Linked DNA regions of Homo sapiens: region 2 is linked to region 1. The links are chromatin contacts, found by Hi-C in ENCODE. All regions are on one chromosome and are shown on one strand. The core of a region is the stretch at or near the end of the contact, and the rest is flanking DNA. Distances in the headings are between cores, read along the strand shown.

Evidence for each region. Hi-C counts contacts between places; a loop is a spot of excess contacts on that map. Pooled maps may share reads with other maps.
Region 2: a pooled map shows a loop between it and region 1 (5-fold over the local background). The contact joins two enhancer-like sites. A Hi-C loop is called at or near these places in 10 of 50 pooled maps.

Annotation. Positions count from the first base shown.
Region 1 is chr7:51,349,069-51,351,627 of GRCh38, forward strand. No RefSeq gene overlaps it. Among named protein-coding and RNA genes, the nearest start is that of COBL, 34 kb to the left of the region's middle. Within about 2 kb of position 1,268, at least 7 of the 41 ENCODE cell types and tissues checked have a DNase peak (open chromatin) inside an H3K27ac peak, as active enhancers do.
Region 2 is chr7:50,621,071-50,623,629 of GRCh38, forward strand. All of the region lies in intron 8 of GRB10 (growth factor receptor bound protein 10), which reads right to left. Among named protein-coding and RNA genes, the nearest start is that of DDC, 57 kb to the left of the region's middle. Within about 2 kb of position 1,266, at least 4 of the 41 ENCODE cell types and tissues checked have a DNase peak (open chromatin) inside an H3K27ac peak, as active enhancers do.

The sequences.
Region 1 (2,559 bases), core at 18-2,517:
TAATAAAAACTTGGTTATAATATTTGTTTTCTTTATACACCTTTAGATGAATTATCTTTCACGTGAATAAATATTCTCTGAGATATTAATAATTGAAAAATTAGATTTTTTACTTTGAAAGCAAAAGATTTAAAAAAATCATGCAAGTGATGGTTGCTGGCCTCCACCTCCTTTCCACAGCTCTGTCCTCAGCTCCTCATAGTATAGGGGAAAGTTTTTTTGTTGTTTGTTTTGTTTTGTTTTTGAGATGGAGTCTCGCTCTGTTGCCTAGGCTAGAGTGCGGAGGTGCGATCTCGGCTCACTGCAAGCTCCACCTCCTGGGTTCACGCCATTCTGCATCAGCCTCCCAAGTAGCTGGGACTACAGGCACCTGCCACCATGCCCAGCTATTTTTTTTTTTTTTTTGTATTTTTAGTAGAGACGGGGTTTCACCGTGTTAGCCAGGATGGTCTCGATTTCCTGACCTTGTGATCCGCCTGCCTCGGCCTCCCAAAGTGCTGGGATTACAGGCGTGAGCCACTGTGCTGGGCCCAGGGGAAGGTTTTATGATCTCAGACCTCGCTCATTCCCAGACCAATCCTGGTTTGGACAACTATTGCCTGTTATGTAACAAGAAATTATATGCTAGGATTGTTACCAGTGGGGTACTTTCCCAATTCTTATCAAATGTAGAGAGTTAAGCAAATCTGGTATTCACATCACTGGTGGTCATATCACTATAAAAGATACTCCATTATGCATTTTCAAATTCCATTTTATTTTTCACTTGTATTTGTAAATGGGCACGTGTTATAAATTCTTTCTCTTTTCCTTTCGGTGGAAGAAAATTTGAGAAGATAACAGGGCATAGGATGTCTGACTTCTCTCATACAAGATGTAGTAATTAAACTCCATTCCTCTTCCTCAGATGCAATTTAGGCACATTTCCAAAGAAAAGAGAAATAGATTTGATTGGATGGAGTAGTTATTAATGAACCAATCAGTTTACATTCATGAAATGTGAAGAAGAGGAAATATTTCCTATTATGCTTCTTGATTCAGCTGTAACTGCTGGGCAACACTTCCTGCTTGGCTTTTCTTTGACCCTAAGTATGTGCATTGAAACACCCAGTGGTCTCCAAGTTGGAGATTCTTAAGTTTAGCCTTACAGCATAATGAGCACATAAGCACTCCCAGTGTCTCTGGATCTGATGTTCCCATGACACACAATACTGTTTGTCCAGTAGCAGGGCTGCTCATATTTCAAGTATGAGCTGTGATAGCACCTTCCAAATAAGGAAAAGGATAGGCAGGCTGTGCGTTGTGAAGGCAGGTGTTGAGTTTCAATCCATAAGGAAGAACTTTTGGGATCCCTGGTGTCAAGTATGCCTTGGCATCCTTCCCTTCCGGAAACTCCAGATACACAGGGCCCATGCAGCCGTTGCATGTTCCATTAGCGAATGTTTTCCTAGCATGGAGAGCCCCGCTTCTGAGCGACATGTGTGGAATGTATACTGAACTCTTGTTTACATTTTTTGTGTTTAAATCTTGCTTGCTGTACGTATGGACCATATTGAATTAAAAGAGTATTACATGAACAAATTGAGCTGCAATGGCCTGTAAATTGTGAAAAGGCAAATAGAACTGAAGGGTGTGGACCTTGTTTACTGGCAGAAGCAATGGAGTTTGAGGTCAGAATGGTTTGACACACAGCTTGTAATTTTCAGGAATGGAAACTAAGGCACTTGCTTAAAACTTCTGATGTGATTTTTCTTAACTATAAAGTAGGGATAAACAATAATGAATACCTTATATAATTGTTATGAAGCAGCAAAGTTTTATAGACTATAAGTTGCCAAACTGATCTTAGAAACCATTGTGTGGGGCAAGGCACAGTGGCTCATGTCTGGAATCCCAGCACTTTGGGAGGCCGAGGCAGGCAGATCACAAGGTTAGGAGTTCGAGACCAGCCTGACCAACATGATGAAGCCCCATCTCTACTAAAAATACAAAAATTAGTCTGGCATGGTGGCGCATGCCTGTACTCTCAGCTACTCGGGAGGCTGAGGCAGGAGAATTTCTTGAACCCGCGAGGCGGAGGTTGCAGTGAGCCTAGATCGCACCAATGAACTTCAGCCTGGGTGACACAGCGAGACTCTGTCTCCAAAAAAAAAAAAACAAAGAATCCATTGTATGACAAGACGTGTATTTCCTCACATGTGACTTAACTGACTCCTAAGACAGTTTGAACAGAAAACGCATAAGTAATTGTTCCAAGAAGAGGAGTAGCCGCAACTCTAGTGGTCTCTGTGTAAATCCTAGCTGTACTCTGTGTGAATGCTCGAGTTCTAGGCCTTTTCTCCTTGAAATCATTGATCTCAGGTTGGGAGTAACCTCAAGAATCCATCTTGTCTATGTCCTGCCCTATATGCTGAAATGTTATGGGTTCCATAGCTTTGGTCCAAAAAGGTGAATTGACTTACTCAAAGTCACAAAGCTAATTAGTGTCAGATTAAACCAGAAATTGTGGGCAGTATAAGATGTTGCATTGTGAAGTGCTCCTAAGAACTTGCAAGTGAT
Region 2 (2,559 bases), core at 16-2,515, 730 kb before region 1:
CTCCAAAGAACCCTGAGGAGAGCCAAAGAGGATGCCTGGGGCAGCCACCAGCCCCAAAGGGGGTGGCCAAACCCACGCAGGCGCCCATCCTTGTGGACAATACTTTCCTGTCTCCCTGCGCCTCCCCTGGAAAGATCATGGGAAAGTTGCACATGGCAGTGTAAACACACAGGGGGACGTGTCCCTGGTGGTCAGATCCAGGTGGACAGGTGAGGGCTTGGTGCCCTGGCAAAGGGGGGCCCAGGAACTCGGGATAACCGGTGGGCTGTGAAACTGACTGTGTATCCTGACAGAAGTGTGCTTTTCTGAGGCTGGTGACTCCAGAGGGCGCCTACCATCCCCAGAGGTGGGTCCCAAGACAAACAAAACATCAACTCCCTTTTCGTCACTCACAGCAGGTCAGTGAACACAACGTGGCAGGTGACCCCTTTCTCAGAGATCCAGAGCTGTGCAGCCTCCGGATGCAGCTGAGTGCCCCTGGCACAAATGCTCCAGGCACCAGTGTTCCAGTTGGCCATCGACTGCACATCTGTTCAAAGATCTTCCCTCCAGTTTTAATTTTCTCCATGATTTAAAGATATGTATTTTCAAATGACCTTGCATGATTATAAACAATCACATCACTATCTATAAACTGCATATGATTACAATGGCCTAAGTTAAATGGGAACACTACTTTTCAAGATAATATTCCAAAAATAATTTCAAGAAATGGAAAGGGCAAAAATTCCTTGAAGTACATTTGTATTTTTCAAATTTCTGAAACTAATGCTGGCATTACTCTACTCCTCAAGAAAAAATATTTAAATATCAAGACAACTCAAAAAAGAGAATCTTACTTCCTTGCCTTAACCCTTGCAGCTAAAGTGTGACTCCTCGGCAGAAACCTGTGCTGCCAGTTGGCAGTGGAGGGGCCATGGCAGAGCCGGTGCACGGAAGCTGTGCACCCCACTGTCTCGGCCTCACATCGAGCTGCAGCCCTTGGGCCACTCCCTGCCCATCATTCCTCAGCACAGCCCACCCAAGGGAGAGAAAAGAGCTGTCAGCAAGCTCAGGGCTTTCCCAGGCTAAGAAACTGTCAACAGAGTAATCAGTGAGATAGCCCTGACGTGTGGATAAGGCCGTAAGTGGACTTCTATTTATAAATTTTAGTGGGGGAAAGGACATCTTTTGTTGCTTTTCACATACAAAAGGGAGAGAGGGACATAAAACCAGCCTGCAAAAGGCCCCCTCTAATCAGCAAGAGTCAACAGGCGCCGGCTGTTTCTCCCTCCACACCTTTCTGCATGTCCAGCTGTCAGCATCCAACAGCGTGGCAGCCACAGGACCTCCAGAGTTACTGCCACGGTGTTTCCCATCTGACCAGGAACAACCACAAAGCTGTAAACAGCCCGAAAAGGACTTGTTGCTCTTCCTGTTTCAACCTAATTCTCAGGACAACGGAATTCCTCAAATCCTTGAAATTTGTAAGATCTGGCGGAAACCCTCTTCTCTTTACTGTGTTCTCTGTGTAAGTTCCAGCCTCTCTCCCAGATTATCTGACCTTAGTATGCCTGATGTCTACAGTTACTTGGGGCCTGGGTGCAAGAGCCCCAGGCACCAGGTGCCCCCCACATTCCCAGGGATGGGTTTATCTGCAATCCCATTTTCAAGTTCAGGGGGCATCAAGATACTAGTTTTGTATGTTTAAATTTGTATTTTTCAAAATTCCTTTTATCTTTTTTTTTTTTTTAATTTTTGAGGCAGGGTCTTGTTCTGTCAAGCAGCTGGAGTGCAGTGATGCAAACACAGCTCTCTGCAGCCTCAACTTCCTGGGCTCAGGTGATCCTCCTGCCTTGGCCTTCCAAAGTGCTGGGACTACAGGCATGAGCCACTGTGCCTGGCCAAAAATATCTTTTAAAATATAATTTGTTTACTTGATATGTCTGCAGGCTGACTGTTTAATATCACTGCATCCTCCATGTGTGAAGCTGCCCTGGCTAAGGTGAACCTTCCAGAGACTTGCAGCTCACCATGCTCGGGGCAGAAGGGATGGGGACACCTTCCAAAAAACCTGCCCCATTCTGGCAGCCTCAGCTGGACTTACTGTCGGCTGTTGAGTGGCCTGGGTCAGGGACAGTGTTTTCATGGCTAAGAACTCCACTCCAGACACTGAGACTGAGAAACATCCCCAACAGGTAGAACCTGGGGGCAGTGCTAACATAGGAAGGGACCATTTAAAGGGACAAGTGAACTGGGAATCATAAAACAGACCATCATTCACTAGGGCTTCACCTACCAGGGCAAGGGGCTTTGCAACAACTTTTTCAAGTGCGTCCAGTAGTGAATGTCCCCAGGAGCTAACGCTGGGAAGGGCCACCTGACCTCAGTCTGCTCATAGGAGTCGTTCTCTGCTTATCCACAAGCGCAGCACAGAGCGGGCAGGAAAAACCACCCTCAGCGAGAGGGGCTACTCTGCCGAGTGACAGCAGGGATGCCACTGTTGCTGCCAATGGAGGGTGACCAGCATCTCAGAGGAGCGATGCCCTCCAGGCTGCAGACACCCACGCATGGTGCTTT